Linked DNA regions of Homo sapiens: all the other regions are linked to region 5. A link is a contact called in ENCODE Hi-C data. All regions are on one chromosome and are shown on one strand. The core of a region is the stretch at or near the end of the contact, and the rest is flanking DNA. Distances in the headings are between cores, read along the strand shown. Region 1 has its middle 60 kb from the start of SLC10A2. Region 2 has its middle 35 kb from the start of SLC10A2. Region 3 holds the start of BIVM (basic, immunoglobulin-like variable motif containing). Region 4 has its middle 150 kb from the start of LINC01309. Region 5 holds the start of EFNB2 (ephrin B2).

Region 1 (4,761 bases), core at 1,715-4,214, 3.5 Mb before region 5:
CAGTTGATCATGGAGTAGACTTCATATTTTCCAAAGGACTCAGTTATTAATATATAGTGGTCAACATTTCTCTAGTACCGTGGTTGATATTTTCTAAGGCATCTATTATAAGGTGTGTAAATTTCCTGTAGGGTCATGAGCCTGCTATAGAATTTATAGGTGGCCACGTGGAGAAAGTTTACTTCAAGACAGGTGTCAAGAACAAGTTTAAATATTGCCTAAGCACACATGTATGGATTTGTCTGTTTCTGTTCTTTAATTGTCTGAGATTCCCTGCATAAGAAGAAGTTCTAGAGCTACAGTTGCTGGATATTAAGAGGATGCAGGTGACTGGTAGCATTTCTGTGTCTTGCGAGTGTCTGAGCTTCTGTGAGGGACATTTACTTGGCTTTTTCTGCCCACTGTGAACTGGTCTCAGAAGATCTTGGGTCTGAAGGCTTCTGATTCAATGGGATTCATTCTTACTTCTCCTGCTAATACTGATTGAAGAGTGCTTGGAAGTTACCAACCTGCAGAAAGTCTTGAAGGGGCAGAAGTAGGTGAAGCATTTGGGAGTGGATGCTTGCTCTCCTTATACCTCTTTATTTATCTCTGTTCTTAGAGAGATAAGTGTATAAAATGACAGGAAGCATCATTTTCTTCACCTTTCCTTATGACACGATGTGCTAAAGGGATTCTTACTGTATGAGTCATGTTGGTCAATGATCTTTAGTCTAACAGATCATAACTTGATAAGCGGGCAAATTATTGTTCAGTTTGGACTTCGTGTTTTGGATTAATGAGCATGTGTGCAAATCAATCAACTTATTTTCTTTCCAGGGAGGAATGTATAATATTAAATGCCTATGGGATGAAATGTGTGGGAAGCAACATAAGTGATGGAGTAAAAATCTATGGGCCCCAAATAGCAACACTTCTCTCTCTGTGCCCCTGGTCTGCCCTTCCCAGGCCAGGGCCTTCTGACAATGATAAGAAAGGGATAAGATGGTCTTGTCAGTGGCAAGCAGCCAAAATAAAAGCGAACTGAGTGATGAGAAAGACCAGGGCCAGCAACTGCTTTGCAGCAATAACCTCATGCAATTAAAGGCCTTCATAGAAATTTCAGTTTTAAAGTCCATTCCTGTATTCCAGTACTTCTGTAACCTGCAGAAAAATGACACATGCTTCTATAAAAAGAGAAAGATGGGTGTGGTAGGAAAATCCTGACAGAGGAATCAGAAAATCTGGGTTTTAATCCCACTTTTGTTATTTATTGTGTATTATTAGAGAAGTCACATCACCTCCATGAGCTCCAGTATTTTTCTCTGTAATATGAAGATAACATCCATTTACAGAACTTTTGTAAGCATTAAATATGTGTGCACTGCTTTGTAAAATAGAATGTCCTCAAAATCTTAAACATTCTATGTTCAATAACAATAATAATAGTAAAACCTGATTAAGAGCATCTTTGAGGCAGATATGGTCTTACTGAGCATGCAGATTAAGGAATCTCCATGTTCTCTTAGGCTGCCAATTTGTTTAGACCAAACATAAACACCAACACTCACTTCTTGAGAAGTTTAATCTCAACCTATCAGCCGTGTGAAAACCTCAGTTGAATATTGATATCATACTAGCTGTGTACACTTAACACGAGAACAGGGTTTTAAGGCAGTCATAGTATGACCACAAATATTCATCTTGATCAAGACCAGACAAAAGATATATTTGAAAACCAGTACAAATAAGATATATGAATTAAGAAAGATCCCCAATTTAGTTCATATGTCCAAAATAATGTCAAGAAACCATTGTGTGAAACCAAGTCCCAGAACTGCTCATATGTGCGTGTCATTCCAAGGCAAGAGCTCAGTTTGGACAAATCCCCAGATGGTTGGCATCATCTTCAATTTAGTTAAATTGCAGGATATATTGTTTCCAACAATTGGATTTCATGACCTCAATCTTGACGCAGTATAACTAAAATACAAGGAACGTTTTCAACATCATTAGATGCCCCAACCATATTTTGTACTTATAAGAACCACATTGGCCCCCTCAGCTACTGGCTGGGATTCATCTTTTATTGGAAATTATACTAAAAATAAAATAAATAAGGAAAGTTTCATTTTTTTCCCCCATGTGTGCTAGGTTGTGGCACATGTACTATGGTGATCCGATAGATTTCAGGGTCAGTGTAAGAATATATTTTTACATCCCTGGATTCAGTTTGGATAACCCTGGTAAAAAAAAAACTAGATACCCAAAAACTGAGATTAATCCTTTAAAAAATGTCAGTGTGTCTCCTACTTCAAGCATCATTTATCACCACTTTTTTAAAAATCTTTTCTACTCCCATAGTACCATCTATTAATAAGAACATGCCATGGTCTTAGAAGGAGGTTAAAATCAAATATTTTGCATTTGACATAAGACGCCCAGCTAAATAATAACTTTCCTCTTTTAACACATGGAGTTAATTTTGCGTCTCCTTGAGAGAAAGTTTGTTTTTCTTAGCTAGGCTTCTCTGTTTGGCCTTAGCATTTCTGTCACCAGCAGCCCCCTTCCCACCACCACTATTAAGCAGAAACTCCAGCCATGGCATTCAACAAAGAAGTGGCAAGCCTCCAAGAAATATATTTCCCACAAACACACAGCTGAGAACATTACAAACTGGGTAGGTCTGGTTTATGTTTGGTTCACCTCCGAATGTCTCAAGTAAAACTCAGTTGAATGGACCAGTGGCAATTGAGAAAAATCACTCGCGAACTCTGGGTTTACTGTTCCGACATGCCCCACGTGAGCTTTTGTCTTAGGTGATGCCTTATGGTTTGCTGACAGAGGACATCAAAGAATGGGGACCAGGCTGAGGACAATTTGCACCATCTTTAATCATCTGGCGAAAGCTCAAGAGGATTTGTTCAGATTCAGTGAAGTAAAAATCCTCCACTTCAGCACCTCGTTCAGACGATATGAGAACCAGATGGGTCTGTACACGCAGCCTGATTGCTACTGTCTGATGTAGACTATTGGAATTGTGTACATCTGTGCCATGGCATCAGGGAATGCCACAGCCCTTGCTTTTGCTTGGTAGACCACACTAGACCTTTTCTAATTAATGGAAGAACGAAAACATTCGTTCAAAAGGCACCTTGTCCTAGTCATTTGTAAATTCATTAGTTAATGAAACATTACATCAGGTTAGGACTTTACAGTTTACAAAGTACTTTCATTTCCTCATTTAATCCTTAAAATAACCTTGTGAAATACACAGGACTGTTGAAAGAGGCTGTGCAGTAGAGGAGAAAATCCAGTGTGCTACCATTTCTGCCTTTAAACGTTTGGTGTTAACTTATATACAGTCTAACGTTGAATTATAGCAAATTACAAAATATGTATGTGCCCCTGGACCATGTTTCCTCCTAAGGGGATTATCCTTCTCCACACATAATTTATGGGGCACTGATTGTCAGACCTTTCCATTGGCGTACTCATAACTGTACAGAAGAATGACTTTGTTTCGAGTGGGTGAAGGGTGAATATTTGGAAGAAAAGTTTGAATAGCAGGTTAAAATGCCATGTTGAGAAGTCACATTTAAAAAAAAACTTAAAATACCTCATCCATTTTGAAAAATATCTACATGCTTACTTTTGTTACCCAATTTTAGGCAAAACTGGCACACTAGAAAGAGAAGCCACATCTATATGCAATGCGTATCCCAGAAACTTCGATTATTTCATAATTGCTCAAACAAAAATATTTCCTTTATTCTTTTATATACCCTACAGATGTCCAGTGCTAATAATATTAGAGTAATATTGGGATAGATTTTTCCTCAGGTTGTTTGGCCCAGTGTTTTTAGTTAAGGTGACTGTGCTGACAATATGGCTATTGAAGTTATGGTTACCAGGCATCTCTGTGGAGAAAAACTATGTCTGCATGCTCTGATAATTTAGGGGCAATTTTTGTTAGGCTTGTCTCTCAGTTCCTCACAAGCAAATATGGTAACAATCCACCTCGGTTTCCAATTCCTTAGCCTACAGAATCAAGTCCAAATTCCTCTGCAAGGAAAACAAGGATCTTCATCATCTGGCCCTGCCCCTGTGTCTCTCTTCATCTTTGGCCACTTGTACTTTTCTCTCCTTCAGCACTTAAGTCCTTGTAGTCCCTAAACACACGAGCATTTCTCCATATCTACACTTTTGTCCATTTGCACATACCATTCTCTTCAACGTGCTTTTTCCCTGCTAATGAGAATAGAAAACTACTCATCCTTCAATGTTATCTCAAGCTTGACTTCTATTAATTGCATTTTAACCTCCTGGAGTGGACTGAGGTATCTTCTTTTATGCCTCCATTACACTTGTTAATCTCGCCGTGGTACCAACCATGATATATTTTACTGCCTGTCTGTCTGTCTCCTGAGTAGGTTATAAAATATTTGAAAGCAGGAGCTAAGGAGCCATCTGTCATGGTGTCTTACACAGAGCAAGCACTCAAGCGATTGTGGAAGAAATGAAGGATGGACCACATGACTCCACAGCAGTCATTTAAAAGTGGTTCTTGTCGATGTCACCCCAAAACAGCTGTAAAGAAAGAAAATATACCTTTTCTTTTCTTTCTTCTCTTTAAGTAACAAATTCTGTCATTTCAAAAATTATAATCTTAAATATAACATTCTTAAAAAGTGATTTGGCTATACTTTTTAGGTTTGCTAGAAGAACTATTTTGATGAAATGCCATCAGCAATGTCATAGAAGAGCAAAGGACAGTAAATG
Region 2 (4,720 bases), core at 1,257-3,756, 3.5 Mb before region 5:
TATTCCTTAATTCAGTCAAGTTGACTCTAAAAGTAAGTCCACAAGTCTACCCTTTGTCACCTTGTACCCATACATAGCTCCTTAAACCATACTCAATTTTCAAACAAAGGCAAAAACAAGGTATATTTCATCTAAAATGACACAACTATCCTGTGATTGTGATGTTTGAAATTTTATTTATTTATTTATTTTTGTGACAGAGTCTTGCTCTGTCACCCAGGCTGGAGTGCAGTGGCATGATCTTGGCTCACTCCGCTTCCTGGGTTCAAGCGATTCTCCTGCCTCAGTCTCCCGAGTGGCTGGGACTAGAGGCATGTGCCACCACAACTGGCTAATTTTTGTGCTTTTAGTAGAGTTGGAGTTTCACTATGTTGCCCAGGCTGGTCTTGAACTCTTGACCTCATGCGATCCACCCACCTTGGCCTCCCAAAGTGCTGGGATTACAGGAGTGAGCCACTGCACCTGGCTTGATGTTTAAAATTTTAGATGTTAGGGATTGTTGATATTTCAGCATTTGGGATTATGGCATTCAGGATTGTATCTTTTGGGATTGTGGTCCAAACTTGCAGAGGTCAGCCTGGAGGATGGGTCCAAGGGTGCTGGCTGGATGACTAGGGCTACAGGAACTGGCCTGGTGCTTGGGTGGACCTGAAACCTGGGCCTGTGGAGCCCAACCCTGTGACACCTAGTCTATCAGACTGGCCTGGAACCTGGGGTTGCAAGATCCTATTTGTGGCCGGTGCAGACTTATAGGCTCAGTCCACGGTTACTGGCCTGGAGCCTATGGCCACAGGGGCTGGTCTAGTGCTGAGAAAATCTGGTGCCTGTATCTCAACTGATGGGTCCCTGGCCTGCAGGTGCTGGTTTGATGGCGTGGGCTCTGAGTGCCAGCCTTGTGCTGGGCCATGCCTGAAGCCTGGTGCTGTGGGGGTCAGCCTGGTGCTGGGGGTGGTCTAGAGACTGGGTTGGCTGGGGTTGGCTTAGTGGTGGGGCAGTTCAGAGACTGTGTATACATTGCAGGCCTGGAGCTTGGGCCTATGGGATCCAGTCTGGTGCCTGGGTAGGCCTGGAAGTTTAGCCTGTGGGTATTGAGCCAGAGTCTGTGTCCATCTGCACCTACTCAGTGTTGGGTTTTACTGGAGTGGGCTGGGTATTGGGGTTCAAGGCAAAGTTCTATGCTCTCCTTCCTTTCCTTCTCCTAAGCAGAAGTTATCTCCTCTCCAGCCTGTGCTGCCTGGACATGGGGGAGAGGTGACATGGATAATGTGAGACTGTCCTTCTGACCCTCTTCAAGGTGCCTTTTCTCATTTCTGTGCCACACCCAGGTGCTGTAATCTCTTACTTGGTTTCCTTGCCTCTTGTAAGGTATTTTCATGCATGGATAGTTGTTCAAATCAGTGTTTCTGTGGGAGGCATGAGTGCTGGAAAATTCAATTCCACCATCTTGCCAACATTTTTTCACATAAGTTTTCTTAATATTGCTAATGGTCTTTATAACTTTGTAATTGATTTATTTTCCTGTTCGGAGTGTTAAAATGTACAGTGATAGAAAATGATGGTAGATTGGAAAGACTTCATCTAAAGATGTGAGAAATTAAACGGAATTTTATGCATTCACCAGATATTAATTATATAGCTGCTCTGTGCAAGGTGCATAATAAATGAATATTTACCAAGGACATTTATATTTTAGAATGATCTAGATATTGTATGACATTGATTGGAATGTCGTTTATTTGAGTGGACAACATTACTCGAGCCATGCTAAAAGGATTTCCTGGGAGAAATGAATCTATTGCTTGAGTTTGAGAAAAGCAGTCTTGATTTAGTGGAGATATAGTGGAAAGAACCTTTTCTAAGGATGGGAAGAATGGCAACAAAATAGAGAAATGAAAGTTGTAAAAGGGCTAAATGAAGCATGCACTTACAGCTTAGAAGCTTTGCCCTAATTGACTTTACATAAGACAATATATTTAATGTTGTGAAAAATGGGGTTAATGAAATAATGATGTTAGGGAGGCACTGTACTGAAAAGCTTTAAAGACCATGGCTAGGAAGTCAACAAGACAATAGTTGAGAGACTGATTTTTACACTCTTTTCTTTATGTTTAGACCAATCTTCTGGAGTGGCAATGTTTTCCGCTTTGAGTTGTTAATTAGATCATCTTAATTAAGGATCAAAAATGTGAAGGACAATATATAGTATTCTTAAGAAAAGCAACTCATCTACTCTCAGTGCCCAGTGAAGTGCCTGGAATGTGATATTTGCTCAATAAGCAAGGAATGTTCAGATGAATGACAGGTCCCTAGCAAGTTCAACTCTTCACTTTCCTGAGCATTTATTGCACTACTCATTGTTGATCATAAATTCCTCTTTAACTGAATAATCACTGCTCCTTATATGTTGAAATCTCACCCTTGACCAATTCACAGAAACTCAGAAACTTTCCAAAATAGGAATAGTCCATCTGAACGGTGGTAAACAAGATACTAAAGTTTGCATAATGGAAAACAAATGATGCATAAAAGCTGTGTGCAATGACTTAGAAAGAAAAAAAAACGACAATTTTTAACCTACATCTGCTTCTTTAACTATTTTGGCATGTGAGAATCAGAGTCATGCAGGCATACAAATATTAGCACATCAGAAGACTGCCACATGTCTGCTCAGATGCCTTTTTGGTATACCTCTATGCTGCAGAATAGACTCAAAATAGCAAAAAGCAAGTCAATGTTGTCATATTTGAAATGACTGAAGGTAGTTTTGAACTTTCTCACTGAAGCAACTGTCATGGGGTTAAAGACTTCTACCAAGGCTGCAATGAACCATAAAATCATCCCCACATCTGACATATGGTTCATAACTGAGGTTGAACACCCATCAAAGATCACAAAGTGATATTTGACAGCAAATACTTTTGTGATATCATTTGTTTGGATTTTTAAGAGTGAACATATATATTATTAATATTCCCTTTCCTTTGTGTTTATTGCCTTCCCATACATTTTTTAGGAGTTTGAAAGAAAAACTTCAGAAAAATACAACGATAAGTGTCAATAAATTTTCTGAAGAGAGTTTAAAGACATAGTTAAAAAATTTTTTTTTTTTTTTGATGGAGTCTCACTCCGTCACCCAGATGGGAGTGCGGTGGCATGATCTAGGCTCATTGCAACCACCACCTCCCAGGTTCAAGTGATTCTTCTGCCTCAGCCTCCCAAGTAGCTGGTATTACAAGCATGCACCACCATGTCCAGCTAATTGTATTTTTAGTAGAGATGACGTTTTGCCATGTTGGCCAGGCTGGTCTTGAACTCCTGACCTCAAGTGATCTGCCCGCTTTGGCCTCCCAAAGTGCTGGGATTACAGGTGTGAGCCACCATGCCTGGCTGTGATGTGATCTTGGCTCATTGCTTCCCTCCTGGTTTCCAGCCATTCTCCTGCCTCAGCCTCACGAGTAGCTGGGATTACAGGCATGCACCAGCACGCCCAGCCAATTTTTGTATTGTTAGCAGAGATGGGATTTCACTATGTTGGCCAGGCTGGTCTCGAACTGCTGACCTCAGATGATCCGCCTGCCTTGGCCTCCCAAAGTGCTGGGATTACAGGTGTGAGCCACCATGCCCGGAAAGATTTCTTAAATAAAAAATTGTCTCTTGTCACAGACATGGATGTTCTTCCAGTTATTGAGTAAAAGGAGACTGCTGACACCACCACAACCACATCAACAATACTGACAATAGCAGAGAACAACCACGTTTTATAGATGCAGCAAGTGAGGCTGGTGAAGGGTAAATAGCAAAACCAAGGTTACATCACTATGGCTAGGAAATGGCAAAGCTATGATTTGATTCCAGGATTTTCCAACTCTCTAGACTACTGTTGAGTTCCCAATTATCTCTTATTACATATATAGTTGTATATCTACTATTCATGAGGTGTCTATGGGAGATTGGTTCCAGGACCCTCCACAGATACCAAAATCCAAGGATACTAAAGTCCCTTGTATAAAATGGTGTAGTATTTGCAAATAACCTATGTATATCCTCCTGTATACTTTAAATCACCTCTAGATTACTGAAAACACCTACTACAAAGCCTACACATGACTTCATTTGTGTGGATTCAAAGTGGTACTTGGCATGGAGCAAATTCAAGTTTTGCTTTTTGGAACTTTGTAGAATGTTTTTTTTTCCAAATATTTTCAATCCACGGTTGGTTGAATCTACAGACATGGAACCCACTGATATGGAGAGCAGACTGCCTATGATGGTGCTAGTCTTGGTGGTTGAGTCATACAATATAAGACAAATCCCTGCTCTTTTGAGGATTATACTCTTGTCAGGAAGATAAGAAATGTTTAAACAGGCCAGGCGCCGTGGCTCACGCCTGTAATCCCAGCACTTTGGGAGGCCGAGGTGGGCGGATCACCCGCGGTCAGGAGTTTGAGACCAGCTTGGTCAACATGGAGAAACCTCGTCTCTACTAAAAATACAAAAAAACTCGCCAGGCGTGTTGATGCATGCCTGTAATCCCAGCCACTAGGGGGACTGAAGCAGGAGAATTGCTTGAACCAGGGAGGCGGAGGTTCCAGTGAGCTGAGATTGTGCCACTGCACTCCAGCCTGGGTGACAGAGTGAGACTCCATCTCAAAAAAACAAAACAAAACAAAACAAAACAAAAAAAGAAAGAAAAGAAATGTTTAAATAAGCACTCATCAAA
Region 3 (5,235 bases), core at 191-2,690, 3.7 Mb before region 5:
GTACAGTGAGCTGTGATTGCACCACTGCACTCCAGACTAGGCTAGGAAGTGAAACCCTGTCTTAAAAAAAAAAAACTCACGCTCAGCCATGGGCAAAAGCAAAGTAGTAGGTAGTGTATCATCTTTTGCCAAATAACAAAATTTACAACCTGCCTTTTACTTGACAACCTTTTATTCCAGTATTTTTTTCTGTATGAAATACACACAGTCAGCATCCACCAATAATAGAGACAATCATTTCAGAAGTATAGGAATTATAAAAATAAGTTTTAAGTATGATGTTAAAGTATTAAATTCATTGGAACAAAATATTTGTTACAATCATATAGGAGATTAATACTTCGATACTTTCCTTCCGAACTCTGAAGTTTCAAATAGTACTTCATTTTTCTTTTTCAGTTTCAAAACATGCTTACCTGCAGATGTCTCCTTGAAAATTGAGGGCCGCACCAGAGAAAGATGAAGCCCATCAAGTCTCTAACAACTAGGTTTAAATCCCTTATAATAGCTTATGCGAAAAGTAGTTAGAAACAGTATTTCCAGCAAAGTGGAGGGACTTTGTCTTGCCCTGATAATGTGGGAATCTGAATCAAAATTGCTAGGAGATTATTTTATATGTTATATACAATACATTATATTGCATATATTATAATTCGGAACAATTTCTACAGCTACAGAGAAAAATGGGTAACCAAATATCCTGGAATATAAACTGCTGTGGAGAAACGAGTTCTTGGAAAGAAAAATCTTAAAGGGAGAAACAGATTTAACCGCCATCCAAAATAGGTAAGGAGCCGTTTCTCGACTTACTTATTCCCTGATGTATCCACTGCCTGAATATAGAAATAGCGGGCGGGAAGGACGACGTCTGCTTTTAGCCCGGGTCCCCATATTTCGCTCTTCTCCGGGCTCAGCTGCCTTTCTCCGCCGGTCTCGGCGAGTGCTGGAACTGTCGCCAGAAAGAAGCAATAAAGTAGCAAAGTGCCAAACATTTACAAGACGGACTCTCGAAATGATCCACCGATAAATGAAGAAGTGTAAGAGGTGGACAGAAGCAGCCGAGCCTTCGGCAGGGACCCGCCGGCCGATCGCAGCAGCCAACGCGACTGCAAAGGTTGCCGCCCGGCGTGCAGGGCAGGCGCGCGGGTCTCCGCGACCCCAGGACAATCAAAGCCCGTGCCCCGGCGCGCCCAGGTGAGGGTCCCCTGGCGTTCTGCTGTCCCGGCCGAGAACCGCGCTGCTCCTCTCTCTCAGGACAATGATGAACTTGAGTTGCTCCTGCCACTGGAGCATCATTTGGGAGCGAATCCGTCTCAGGTTCCAGCCAAGGTGTAGGGCGAGGGGATTGGCCCGTGCGTCGGGCCAGGCTCAGTAACGCCTTCTCCAAGTGGATGGCGGGGTGGACACGCGTCCCGGCGCCCCGGGCTCCCTGGGATATGTAGTTCGCGACAGGACGAGCGGAAATACTGCCAGGATTTTACCACCTCTCGCCCATTTATTTACTTCTCGGTCACCGCTTTCGGGGGACAGATAAACACCACAGATGCCCATCAAAGGGGCGCACGGGTCTGGAGGCGCAGCTCAGGTTTTTGCGTTGGTCACCCTGCCCTCCGCACGTGGAGAGGGCAGGCATAAAGCACCTTGAAAGGAAGGTGCTGTCAATGCTATCCGACGACCTGTCGCCGGGCACCGCAGCATCCTCGCTCGCTCCGATGGGACGAGGGACGCCGGCCCCAGGGTAACAGGAGGCGCCTCGCCGGCCGCGCGCTGGATGCTGTGATCCAGGTCCGGAGCCGGGTTCCGCCGCGGCCGCAGCGACCCGACCCCACCCGACAGGCCAGAGGTACCCCGGGGCGGGGGGCAGGGGCCGAGGTGGCGGCCGGCTGTGCGCTCTGAGCGCCTGGCCCTCCGCTGGGCACCTGGGCGCCGCCAGCCCGGCCTGCTGCCGCTCTACGCGCAGCCACCTGGGCATTCAAAATTTTTACTTAATTCGATACCGGCCTGGGCTGCCAGGGGTCATCGCCTCTCCGAGCCCCGTGGCGTCCAGATGGAGGCCACTGCATGGGTGCGCGCTCTCCCGGGAAGGAGTAGGGGGAAGAGCTGTGTCGCGGGGGGAAGAGAAGCGCCAGGGAAAGAAGGGCCTAGCCCTCTGGTGAACAAAGCTCGATTAGGAGGTGTCCATGTGGATACCGGTGACCCCTGTGCGGCCGTCGGTCTCCACGCCACGCTGGGCAGGGTCCGGGAACCAGCGCGCAGCGGCCGTCGCCTTCCCCTGCACGCCAGCACCCGGGTCTGGGCCGCCGCCAGGAGTCACGGGCTCACCGCCCTGGTCAGCTTGGCAGTCGGACCCGGAGCCGCCTCCTCTGCCTGCCTCCCTCTTGCCAGCTGCCCCGAAAACCCAGAAGAGCCGGTGGCTCCGAGCCAAGGCGGGCCTGGTTCGGCGCCAGGAAAGGGGGTTTCTTTCCTATTTTCTTTTGTGCAATTGTCATTATTAATGATACCGACTCGTTTACTCAAACAGTCGAATCGGAGCCCCAGCTCTTAGCCCGGATGCAGCAATTGCCCGTGGGCCCCCTTTAACACCAACAGCGTCCCCGGGGCCCGGGGCAAGCATGTTCGAGGCGGTCACCCCCGGGCCTCGGCGCGCTCCCCCTGGCGGAGAGCCTCGTCTTCCGGCCGGTGAGGGAAGGTAGAGGAGGGAGTAGGGGCGAGGAGGCCTCGGCGGCCCTTGGGCTCTGCGGGCTGGGGACTCGGGGTGCCCGCGACACGCGCGGAGGCGCGGGCTGGGTTGGCCACGGGCAGGGAGCGCAGCCGCGCTCCTTCCTCTCTGCCCGCGTCGCCTCCGCGCGCACTGGTTCTGCGCGGCGGGGCTTGGCCTGCGCGACTGTCTACTCCGTCCCGGCGGCCTCGGAGCCCGGCCGAGCGGCGAGCTTGTCAGAGGACGGTGGTGGAAACGCTCCCGGCCTCCCCAGGGGCGCGGGCTGGAGGCTGGCGCCAGGCGCGGAGGACTCCCGGTATCTTTTGACAGGCTGGCGCCTCGGCTCTGGGGACCCGCAGGTCTGAAGGGGAGGAAGGGGCCTGGAGGGCGCGGGAGGACACCGGGTGGGAAGGGTGGCATTAGCTCGGCCGGGGGCTATGCGCCTCTGGTTTCGCCCTCCCGCGCATATTCGACCCTTACGAGGTCACCGGAATGCCCCTGCTCCTCAGTTGCCTTCTATACAGGATATCGATCAGGGTATTTTGTTATACGAAAAGGCTTTACTGAAGAGGTTTTTAGAGATGTTTGGTTCTCTCATAAACTTGATACTTGAGAATACAGACAAAATATAACCTGAAAAGACTACAACCTAGGCGATGAAGATTGGCTTTACAAATGGACGTTTATTTTACAGAACACTTCGTTCAGTGACTTTGAACAATCATGACTCTGGCGGTGCTTTTTAAACTTGCCATTTTATAAATTTTTGCTTTGCATACGAGCAAACCATATTTCTATTGCTTATGACATGATTTTATGAGTAAGCTATTAGTTGAGCCTGAGGTCCTGCAGTCATTCTTAGTAGTAAATTTTTTTTTTTTTTTTTTTGAGACGGAGTTTTGCTCTGATCGCCCAGGCTGGAGTGCAATGGTGCAACTGTAACCTCCACCTCTGGTGTTCAGCGATTCTCCAGCCTTGCCTCCTGAGTAGCTGGGCCTACACGCATGCGCCACCATGCACGGCTAATTTTGTATTTTTTTATTTTTTATTTTTTTTTAGTAGAAACGGGTCTCACCATGTTGGCCAGGCTGGCCTCAAACTCCTGACCTCAGATGATCCACCCGCCTCAGCCTCCCAAAGTGCTGGGATTACAGGTGTGAGCCACCACGCCGGCTTAGTAAATCTTAATATAGCAACACCTCACTTGCCTGGAAGAGGGAACCGCAATCAATCAAAATGAGGGCCTACAGTAATGCCTGGCATGATGCAAACACTTAAAAATTATCTGTTGAATGAGACGTCTACAAATCCTAGGCCCTGGGGATACAATAATCTGGAAAACCAGACTTGCAGGATGCAGACGTTGATCATATGAACAGATATGCACAGAAGTAAGTGTAAAATTGCCACCTGGTAAGACCTGTGTGAGGAAGGTACTAGAGTCTGTACCGGGTCACCTGGCCTAGTTTGAGAAGCCAAGAAGGTTTCCCCCAGAAAGTGACATTTGAGCTGACATTGGAAAGATGAATGGGAATGAGCTAAGTAAGGGAGACAGTATTGGGAGAACCAAAAAGTAATGTGGAGCTTGGGGGGTGGGGGAAAGGAATGAGATGGAGCTAACCAGATAGATCTAGGGACCATCAGGAGTTGGCCTTTTGTTCTAAGAGCAGAGGCTTTCAGGCAGAGGAGTTCTGTGATCATATATATGTAGCAAACTTTATTTTCTAATATCTCTGCACAGGTCAGGTTAGAAGTGTCAACTCACTGGGAATAGTTTATAAATAGAGAAACAAAAGGAGATAAAAGATGAGTCAAAACAGTGACAGCTGCAGCCTATTAAGTGGAGGGACAAACTGCCTCTCTATAGCTCAGTATTGTCTATAATGATTCTGTTATTAGTATTATCAGTAATAAATTGTGCTTAGTGTACTTTAAGAAAGCTAGAATCTGAGCATGCAATAATAGAAGCCCCCTTGGCCTCTTGGGGCTCTCACTATAGTGGAGAGAATAGACGTGAGACAGTGTGGAAAGAAAGTAAACACTAGCAGTGTTTGGGTCGTGGGATTTGGGTAATTTCCATTTTCCTGTAATATCTTTTGGTACTTTGCATTTTTTTGTAATGTTTTACTTATAAAATCTATGAATATTACATTTTCAAAGAGAAATTTACATATAGTTTCCAATGAGAATGTTTCATGCCCTTGGATTTTAGTGACAGTCAATATAAAATGCATCCTTATATTGATGATCTTCATTTTTTTTTTGCTAAAACTTCGACCAAATAAATCATCTTGTTCCGTGACCATTATTTAAAAGCAAACAAACTAAAAACACAAACAAACCAGACTGTTACTTTTTTCTCTCTTTCCTTTTTTTTTTTTTTTTTTGAGACAGAGTCTTGCTTTGTTGCCCAGGCTAGAGTGCAGTGGTGTGATCATAGCTCACTGCAGCCTCAAACTCCTGGCCTCAAGTGATTCTTTTGCCTCAGCCTCCCAAAGCATAGATATTACAGGTATGAGCCACTGTGCCTGGCTCAC
Region 4 (5,230 bases), core at 1,414-3,913, 3.3 Mb before region 5:
TATTCAAAGATAAAAATTTGGAAGCTTTTTCTCTGGAATCAGAAATCAGGAACAAGGCAAAAAAGCCCATTATTTCCACTTCTATTTAACATAGTACTAGAAGTTCTATCCAGAGCAAGTAGGCAAGAAAAAAAAGGCATTCACATCAGAAAGGAAGAAACAAAATTATCTCTGTTGCAGATGACATGGTCACTTGTGTAGAGAACCCTAAATATTCCACAAATAACTCCAAAAACAAAAACTGTTGGAACTAAAAAACAATTCAGAAAAATTATAAGATACAAAGATAACAATCAAAAATCAGTTGCATTTATATACATGAACAATAAACTGTCTGAAAATAAAATTAAGAAAACAATTCATTTACAAGAGTGTCAAAGTGAAGAAAATACTTAGAAATAACTTGAACTAAGAAAGTGAAAGACCTGTACACCGAAAACTACAACACATTGCTGAAAAAAACTAAAGACACAAATAAATGGAAAGGTATCCCATGCTCATGGCTTGGAAGGTTTAGCACTAAAATCTCTCTGTTACTAAAAGTGAGTATTATAGACTCAATGCAAATTTTACCAATATCTCAATGGCATTTTTTTACAGAAATGGAAAAAGAATCCTAAAATAGATAAACTGCAAGAAGAGTGAGTAGCAAAAACTATTTTGAGAAAGAAGAACAGAAGTGAAGACATTTCACTGCCTGATTCAAAAATATATTACAAAGCTATAATTAAAATGATATAATAATGGCACAAAAACAGACATATAGACCACAACAGAGAATAATTTACTATAATCGAAAACATAATAGAGAATACAGAAATAAACCCATGCATATACAGTCAACAGATTTTAGACAAAGGTGTCAAGAATACATAATGGAAAAAGGATATTGTCTTCAACAAATGGCATTGGGAATACTAAATATTGATATGCAAAAAATACAATTGGATCCTTATCTTGTATATGAAAATTCAAAATGGATTAAACACCTAAATGTAAGACCAGAAACTGTAAAATTCCTAGAAGAAGACATACGGGAAAAAGCTTTAGGACAGCTACTCTGGTTTGAATGTTTTTTTTCCTTCAAAATTTATGTTAAAATTTTATCTCCAATATAATAGTATTAAAAGGTAGGGCCTTCAGGAGGTGATTAGGTCATGAGGGCTCCTCCATTGTGAATGGATTAAGGCCCTTATAAGAGGCTTCATACAATGTTCACCCTTTTTGCCCTTCTGTCCCATCTACCATGTGAGGACACCGCATTCTTCCCCTCCAGATGATGCAGCAACAAGGCACCACCTTAGAAGCAGAAAGGAGCCCTCTCTAGACACCAAATGTATTGGTGCCTTAATTTTTGACTTCCCTGCCTCCAGAAGTGTGATCAACAAATGCCTGTTGCTTATAATTACCCAGTGTCAGGTATCTTGTTATAGTGGCACAAACTAAGAAAACACTGGTCTTGGCAATTCTTTTTTAGATAGGACATGAAAAGTTTAGGCAACAAAATAAAAAACAGATAACTGAAACTACATCAAACTAAAATTTTCTGCACAGCAAAGGAAATTAACATAGTAAAAAGGCAACATATGGAATGGAAGAAAATACTTGCAAACCACTTATTTGATAAGAACTTAATATCCAAAGTATATAAAAATCTCAACTCAATAACAAGAAAACAAATAACTTAAAAATGGGCAAAGGACCTGAATAGACATTTCTAAAAAGAAGAACATCTTTTGATCTTAACATCTTTTGATGTACCCATTGACCATTTTATATGTCTATAATTATCAGGAGCTGTAAACCAAACTAATTATCAAAAAACCATAAACCAAAACTACAATGAGATATTACCTCATACCTGTTAGTATGGCTATTATCAAAAAATACAAAAGATACGGCCAGGCGTGGTGGCTCATACCTGTAATCCCAGCACTTTGGGAGGCTGAGGAAGAAGGATCACTTAATATCAGGAGTTCAGGACCAGCCTGAGTAAAAAAGTGAGACCCTGTCTCTACAAAAAATTAAAAATAACTGGGAGTGGTGGCATGCATCTATTGTCCCAGCTACTTAGGAGGCTGAGGAATGAGGATTGCTTGAGCCCAGGAGTTTGAGGCTATACTGAGCCATTATTGTACCACTGCACTCCAGTCTGGACAACCTAGGGCAGACCATGTTGCAGAAAACAAACAAAAAACAAAAGATAACAAGTGTTGATGAGGATGTGGAGAAAAGGAAACCTTTGCATACTGTTGGTGGGAATGTAAATTCGTATGGCCATTACGGAAAAGAGTATGAAGGTTTCTCAAAAAAAATTAAAAATAGAACTACCGTATGATCCAGCAATCCCACTATTGGTTATATCTCCAAAGGAAATGAAATCAGGGTCTCAAGGAGATATCTACACTCCCTTGTTTATTACAGTACTGTTCACAATAGCCAAGGAAAGAAAACAACCTAAATGCCCATCAACAGATGAATGAATGAAGAAAATATAGTACATACACACAATGGACTATTATTCAGCCTTAAAAAAATAAAGATATCCTGCTAGATCCAACAACACGGATGAACCTTGAGAACATGATGTTAAATAAACCAGTCACAAGGATAAATATCTCATGATACCTCCTATATGAGGAATCTAAAATAGTGAAATTCACAGAAGCAGAGTACGGTGATTGCCAGAAGCTGGAGGAGGGGAAATAGGTATTAGTCAAAGTGTACAAAGTTTCAGTGATTCAACATGAGTAAGTCCTAGAATCTGCATGGCAATAATGACTATAGTTTACAATACTGTACACTTAACATTTTGTTAAGAGGACAGATCTCATGTGTTCCTACTACAATTAAATGAAAAATATGTATAGTTAATTTTAAAAAGGCAGAGAGTGGATGTTAAGTGTTCTCACCACAAAAACAATAATTCTGTGAGGTATTGCATTTGTTAATTAACTAGATTTAACTATTTCATAATGCATATATACTTCAAAACATGTACACAGTTAATATGTACAATTTTTCAACAATTAAAAAGTATGGTTATATAGGGACTTAACTTCTGAGCAAAATGCATCAAATATGTAGAATTCTTGATAATACTAACAAATTACCTACTTATGGAAGGATAGACAATCATGCTTGTTTGAATAACGAGTCTCCTCAGTGTTTTAAGTTATAACTTATCTAACTTATCTAATTGTATCAGCCTATTCCTTTCCTTTCCTATCCTATTCCTTTCCTTAGTAGCAGTCACCCCAGTTTGAATTGTTCAACATTTGTTTACTAGTTGAATGTCTATGGAGCTTCACTGGAGTATAAGCCTCCTGAGAGCAGGAACCCTGTGTCTGTGCTGTTCTCAGAATCAAAAAGACTTTCTGACACATAAGAAGAGACTAATAAATATTTGTAAATATTTGTCCAGTGACCTGCAGATGATTGGATTCAGATATATTTTAAAGACTCAAAGTTTATAAATGCAAAACTGGATAGCTTATACCTTTGGGATACCATTTTGATTGACATTCTAGAATGTGAATATTTTAAAGTTTAGTTGCTCAAGGCTTATGGAGCCAGGAGAAGACAGGATGAGATCAGTTCAAAGCAGATGCCTGGCCAGTGTCAGCAGTGTTCTAGCAGATCCACATCCTGGGATAATGTCTAGGGAGGAGGCTGAGCCTAGTCAAGGTGAATTCCTGCTTCTGTTTGACTGCCAAAGTCAGAGCAAGTGAATTAATTTGTGTTGACAATTTAAGTTCTAAGAGTTTTTATGTCTATTTTTATCTACTTTACTGTAAGAATGGTGGGTGGAGAAATAGTGCTCATTTTTCATTTTTAACCACACAAATATTACCCTAACCTACCCAAGCAAAATTTCCCTTGAATCATTGAAAGTATTTTATGAATTTTAAATGTGTAGAATAACAATAGTCACCTGAAAGGAAGTAATACAATATTTCCAGTGTGAAATCCTGTTTATAAAGCAGATCAGGAGAGAGAAAAATGCAAACAGATTTACATGAGAGTCAAGTTTCTAGAAGCTCACATAGAGATGGACTATTAGGGAAGAAGTATGGTGCACACAGCCTGCAGGGTAAGATGACCTGAGGTTTCACCTGTGTAATAATCCCCTGCTGTGTCTTAGGCCAGGGATCTCTCTGCCTTAACTTACTTGCCTGGGAACCTTAGATGTGTTTGATCATCTCACTGCAAACCTGCCTATACTTAGAGCTGTTGCACATTTTTTTTTTCTTTTAACGTGTGCACCTGTGTTCTGACTCAGTCTAGAAAAGGAACACAAGTTGCGCAGAAACCATGGCAAGAAATAAGGTTTCTGACTGAGGAAAACCAGATTATCATTTCAACTCTACACACCAACTGTTACAGAAGCACTATTTTTTTTTTTTTTTCCTCTGAGCTCAATTTTGTCATCTGCTAAGGGGTAATTCGTTACTATGTGTACTCCAGATGTTTTACATACAGGGTCTCCTTAATCCTCACAATAACCCTATATGATGGGTTTTTGATGTGTCGTCTTGACTAGGGTTTTATTGATCCTGTGTCACCCAGAATTCCTTTTCTCACCTGTTCTGGTTAGGGTGGGCCATGAGTAACATCCTCTTTCCCTTTGGAGCTGGAAGGTTGAGGGAGGCACAGCTATTTTGTAGCACACATATCTTCTCTCCACTATTCAAAGACTAGTCTAGGTCCTACTGTGAAGGGATTTTGCAGTTATAATTAAAGTCCCTAATCAACTGACTTTATGCTAATCAAAACAGAGATTCTATTAGGCCTGAAAATAGTTGAAAGGACTTTAGTAAAAGAGGGTGTAGGCCTTCTTCTTGAGCTAAAAGATTCTCAACAATGGCTAGATCTGTGACTGCGCTCCTTCCCCCATGTCTTCCTTCTTAACTGAACCTGTGGGTGGATGGCAAGCTTCAGCTCCTGCCCTTGGGGTTCAGCTGCTCATCACCTTCCTGACTGCCACTCAAGGACTTTGGACTTCCTTTGCTGCCACAATGGTGTGAGCCAGTTCCTGTAATAAACCTCTTTATGCTGAACCCTGACTGCTACACCCCATCAGGTGGATAATATTTCCAACACTATTATGCATATAAGGAAGCTCGAAGAGTTTATTATGTTACCTTGTGTTTTGCAGTTAATAAACTTCAGAGCCTTGAGTTGAAGCTACACTGTCTAGGGATCACAGAGGTTACCAAACTTCCTGAAA
Region 5 (4,875 bases), core at 1,482-3,981:
TTCTACTTTTCTTTTTCTCCCAACTAGGTATTTCTAATTCTCCTACCGGATACACACAAACTAATAGTTAATATAGCGCAAAGATAAAGATACACACACCGAACTAAACGCTGAAGAGGCTAACGGAATTGCTTTCAACTAGATTTAAACAGAAATATTAAATCCTCATAAGAAAAAAAAAAACAGCCTCAAAGAGAACCGGTCAGTGAAAGTGCAGAGTGGCTGGAGCAGGCGGCCTGGGGGAGGGGCGAGGCCTGGCGCTGCGCGATTCCGCATGGAAGAGTGACCTCTGGAGGCACCGGGCGGGCAGCGGCGCCGCGGGCTCCCCGCGACCGCCTCGCCCGCCCGCCCGCCTCTCCCGGACTCCGGGACCCGCTGCTGCGCGAGGTCCTAGCCCGGCTCCTTCCGGCACCACCTGGCGCCTCCCGAGCCGGCATCGATGCAAAGATGCCGCCGCCAGTACTTCATCAGCAAATACAACAATTTACATTAAAAATATAATCCATGCAAGAGCAGACTACATGGAAGGAGGCAGAGCTAAGTAACTTCTCCGTATGAGCGGTGTTGAAAGTGCCTTCTAGCATCATACAAACATTTGTTTAAACCGATTTGTAACCGACGTTTTCGCCCTTTTCATGAAGGGATTCTTGGTTAACATGTTAGTGAATTTGAAATTTGACACTTTTAAGAGAATGGACACACTCCTTTAAGACGTGATTTCTAAATCAATCCCCCATTTCTTTTCTCCTAAAACCAGGCCCAACTTGCTCAACTTCAATTAGGCCATTGATTTTGCTTCTGATCTCAAACGTTTTCTCCAGAAACCAGCTAATGTCTGCATACTTCTTCTCCAAGTTTCCCGAGACTACAATTCCAAGATTCTGTAAAATATGTTTTGGCTGTGATTCGAAATAAGGGGATACACAGTACTGAATACCCAGATGACTACGAGTTATGACCACACAGATTTAGGGATGGATGGGATTTTCTAAATTCTGAATGCACTCTGGTGGCCCAAACTGAAAGTTACTCTCCACAAGGCCTGGCTCGCTCCCGGCTGTAGAGTCCGGTAAGAGCAAATCTGATCCTAAGGATCCCATTCCTACCAGGGTCCCGAGGGAGAAGGCTTCAGGAGCAGTGTCGACTGGGCAGGGCCCTAAGCTTTTATAGGAAGTGCATTACAATCAGGTCGGCCATCGAGACCGCATACTCCGGGGCTACCGGCTTATGAACGAAGCGGGAGGCCGAGGTGCGGCGGGCCCTCAGGGAGAAGCCTAAGGCCCGTCTCCCCGGCGCGGAGGAAAGGGCTCGACGCCCGAGTTCTCCTGCGAAGCAGGCGAGCTCCCCGCGCACCCTCGGGCTGGCGGCGCGGTGCCAAGGCGCCCCGGCTCCAGGGCTCTGCGGGCAGCGTAGCGACTCCAGGCTCCCCTCTCCAGAACGCGCTTCGCTGCCAGCGTCCTGCCACCCCGGTCGCCCGCCCGCGGGCCCCGGACCACGCCGCCCGCGCTCCCCGCGAATGCAGCATCTCCGCCTCTCTCCAGAGCCCACCAGTCCCCGCGTGCCGGCCAGCCTAGATTGTGGCCATGTCCTTCGTCCTCGAAAACAGGAGAGGGTCAGGTATCGCCATCGGACACCTTCCCGGACTTGACACCCGAGCCGATAGTAGCTTTTAGCGCCTGGGAGCGTTCGGGGGAGGAAAGGCGGAGAGACCGTCCGTTCCAGCGGGGCTCGGGTTGGAAAGCCGAGCGAGGAGTCTCCACCTAGTGAAATGGGGCGGGGGTTGGGGGTGGGGGACGGGGAACCGAGGTTCCAGAAACAGGCTCCGAGGCCCCGCGGACTGACCCCTCCTCCCGCCCGGACGGCGCGGCGGACCCCGGGGCGGGGACATAGGGGGATCGCGGACGCCACTTACTTGGAGTTCGAGGAATTCCAATAGATAGGCTCTAAAACTATCGATTTGGAAATCGCAGTTCTGCATAAAACCATCAAAACACCCCAGCAGTACTTCCACACGGAGTCCCTTCTCACAGCCATGGCGAAGCCACTCCCAGCTCCGCGCACTCCGGGCCAAGAAGGGACTGACGGGACGCAGGCTGGGACCCCCAATCCTCCGGGGCAGACTGGCGGGGAAGACGGCGTGCGCCCGCAGGCAGCTCCGAGGCGCGCTGCGCAGCTCCAGCGGTCGCCGGGCCAGGTGCGCTCGCTCTCCGGGGCCCTCAGGGCGCGGGGCGGGAGCGCACGCGCGGGGCGCGGCGGCGCGGCGGACTCGGGGTTCCGGGGCGCCGCGCCGGACGCAGCTCGGACGGCCGACTCCCGTGCGGCTCCAGGGTGCCGGGCCGGCCGCGGCTGGCGGGTGGGCGCGGGGCGGGTGCGGGCTGGGACACAAAGACCCGGAGCGGAGACGACCGGCGCGGGCGGCGGGCGCTGCGCCCCGAGCGGGGCCGCCTGTGACTATAGATCCAGTGCAGCGGGCAGCGGCCCGAGCGCGCGGGCGCCGCGTCGGCGCGGTTCCATGTCCCGGAGCACGGAGCGGAGTAGGGCGCCTCCGGGCGCGCAGGAGCCTTCTCAGTCCGCGCGGCTCCCGGCCCCCAGGGCAGGAAAGAGGGAGCTCGGTCCCCGCCGCGGGCTCCGGACGCGCGCGGGCCTTTGTGTGCGGGGAGGGCGCCGGGACCCGCTGCGTGCGCAGCTCCTCGCTCCGGCCGGCGCCGCGGTCCCCGCCGAGGAGAGTCAGCGCGGCCGCCGCGCTGTCAGAGCGCTATAAACGCGGGGCCCCGCCCCGCCGCGCGAAGCCCATTGGCCCGCGGCTCCGCGGCCGCGCGCTGGTTGGACGGCCGGTCCGTCCGTCCGCCATCCCCTCCCGACATTGGGTGCCGCGAGGCGGGGCTCGGGCTGACAGGTGAGCCCCGCCCCTGGCTCCCGCGGGCGGCGGGAGCGGAGCAGAAGCCGGGCAGGAGAAGCGCTCAGCGCGTGCACAGGGCGCCCCCGGGGCGGCGAGAGGCCTTCTGGGCGCGGTGCAGACGTGGAAACAGCGACGGCCGAGTAGCGGGCCACCTGTCTCCGCGCCCGGGGGCGCCTTCCCCCTCGGCGGAATCAGAGGGCGCGGCTTTCCCTCGAGCAGTGCGGAAGGCAGCAGGCTCCGCTCGGCGTCCCTTCTCCGCAGATGCGGCGCTGCCCCGCGTGCAAGACTTGCACTCCGCGCGCACCCTTAGAGCTCCCGGCTTCTGCGCGCTTCTCCCGACGCCTCTCGGCGAGGGCTTCTCACTTGATTTTGGTACCAATCGCCTACGGCTCAGTTTCAGTCAGTGGGGCCGGGAATTGCAAGACGATTCCTGCGACGCGGCGCCGGAATTTGCAGCTCTAATCAGGGCCTGAGCATCGTCGCCTCCCGCCTTCTCTGCGGGCGTCTCCCTTCCCTCCTGGCCCCCCGGGAAGGTGGCGCCCCTGGAGCTTTCCCCGCGTGTCGCCGGCACAGGCACGACGCGGGGACCGTCTCACTAGCCTCTAGGAGACACGCGCGCTTCCCAAAGTGACCAGAGATTTAGAGGGTGTGAGATGGAAAAGTCAAGGCATGTGCTTCTCACTCGGCGTCTGCAAGACCCCAGAGCAGAGCTGGCAGGAACTCCTCGCTACTTTCCCGGTCGAGCGCCGGTGCTGACGCTCGTCCGTGACTTCCACGGAGCCACAGCGCCCACTAGCGGCCAGCTTTGCTTCTCCGCATCTCGAGCGCTCTGCGGTCCACCGACCCGGATCCAGCATACTGCAGCATCTAATCAAGTCACAGTTCCAAGGAAAATCTTTTTATATGTCCAACAGTAGGAAGAACACGGTAGAAATAAGGCACAGTGCAAATGTACGATTCAGTATGAAAAATTAAAATATACTGTATGCCCACGTTTTTTTTCAATTTAATGCCGTCCACCCCAGGATTTATGTTTCAAACACAAACTGGGCAGTAATTCTACAAATTATGTATTTTTAAAACAAAGTATCCACTACGCTAAATTTAAAAATGCATATGGTAAAACACCTTGTTTTCTTTCACTCTTCTTTGTAACAATTTCTGAAGATTTTTATGGTACGTTGCTTTTAAGTATCCGTTTTTGAAACATTAGTCTAACTTAACGTATACATCTCAGTTGGAGTGGTAAAAGCTTGTGAAGACTAGTTTAAGATAGAAAACACATTAAGGCATACAAAGTACTGAATACACTTACTCTTCCAAACAGATCTTTGAGAGCAGAAAAGTTTCATAATTTATTTTCATTTTAAATAAGCCTTCAAACTAAATATATATATACACACATATACGTATACACACATATACACATATTTATACATATATACACATATGTACGTATATATATACACACACATATATACGTATATATATACACATATATATATGCACACACACACATATATATATAAAATTTATTTTAAAAAGGCTCCACCACGGTATGACGATTTGAACAGCGGATTCCCAGGAAGCACCAACAACCCAGGAAGCAGCAGGCACTATGACTCCTACCTTGACAAGGGTGAGAAAGGGCTAGTTTTTAGTATGCTAAAATACCATTTAAGGAACTCATTGAAATTGAATATAAAGTTAGCTTAATGATCTTTTAAAAGAACACTGGGTACTCAGTACCTTTTGACAAACTTATATTGTGAAATTTAAATTGTGACCTCTTAGCTCACTACATCCTCCTCTCCAAGTAAACTAGAGGAAATACAGGAAATTTGCATTGTCTGAAAATAAGCCAGCTTCCAAAAATAACATTTTCAGTAAATCAGAAAGTCTCACATCCAAAGCGTTTTACCTTGGGACAAATGTAAATATACACTTTAAAATCGCTTCCTTTTCAAAACAAAGTG

What was found. Hi-C counts contacts between places; a loop is a spot of excess contacts on that map. Pooled maps may share reads with other maps.
Region 1: a loop to region 5 is called in a pooled map, with 5 times the contacts of the local background. The contact joins the enhancer-like site here to the promoter of EFNB2 in region 5. A Hi-C loop is called at or near these places in 2 of 50 pooled maps.
Region 2: a loop to region 5 is called in a pooled map, with 5 times the contacts of the local background. The contact joins the enhancer-like site here to the promoter of EFNB2 in region 5. A Hi-C loop is called at or near these places in 2 of 50 pooled maps.
Region 3: a pooled map shows a loop between it and region 5 (7-fold over the local background). The contact joins the promoter of BIVM here to the promoter of EFNB2 in region 5. A Hi-C loop is called at or near these places in 4 of 50 pooled maps.
Region 4: a loop to region 5 is called in a pooled map, with 5 times the contacts of the local background. The contact joins the enhancer-like site here to the promoter of EFNB2 in region 5. A Hi-C loop is called at or near these places in 3 of 37 single-sample maps with no recorded cell type and 4 of 50 pooled maps.

The regions. Positions count from the first base shown.
Region 1 is chr13:103,004,132-103,008,892 of GRCh38, forward strand. No RefSeq gene overlaps it. Among named protein-coding and RNA genes, the nearest start is that of SLC10A2, 60 kb to the right of the region's middle. Within about 2 kb of position 2,965, at least 3 of the 41 ENCODE cell types and tissues checked have a DNase peak (open chromatin) inside an H3K27ac peak, as active enhancers do.
Region 2 is chr13:103,029,050-103,033,769 of GRCh38, forward strand. No RefSeq gene overlaps it. Among named protein-coding and RNA genes, the nearest start is that of SLC10A2, 35 kb to the right of the region's middle. Within about 2 kb of position 2,507, at least 4 of the 41 ENCODE cell types and tissues checked have a DNase peak (open chromatin) inside an H3K27ac peak, as active enhancers do.
Region 3 is chr13:102,797,679-102,802,913 of GRCh38, forward strand. It overlaps BIVM (basic, immunoglobulin-like variable motif containing), which reads left to right and starts at 1,441. Exons shown (of 11, transcript NM_017693.4): 1 at 1,441-1,843. It overlaps POGLUT2 (protein O-glucosyltransferase 2), which reads right to left and starts at 1,298. Exons shown (of 10, transcript NM_024089.3): 1 at 811-1,298. The coding sequence starts at 992. RefSeq lists an enhancer at 1,448-1,667 and silencers at 1,728-1,997, 2,558-2,607, 2,638-3,067.
Region 4 is chr13:103,270,253-103,275,482 of GRCh38, forward strand. No RefSeq gene overlaps it. Among named protein-coding and RNA genes, the nearest start is that of LINC01309, 150 kb to the right of the region's middle. Within about 2 kb of position 2,664, at least 2 of the 41 ENCODE cell types and tissues checked have a DNase peak (open chromatin) inside an H3K27ac peak, as active enhancers do.
Region 5 is chr13:106,532,931-106,537,805 of GRCh38, forward strand. It overlaps EFNB2 (ephrin B2), which reads right to left and starts at 2,732. Exons shown (of 5, transcript NM_004093.4): 1 at 1,913-2,732. The coding sequence starts at 2,034. RefSeq lists silencers at 171-230, 291-390, 2,520-3,179 and an enhancer at 3,760-3,829.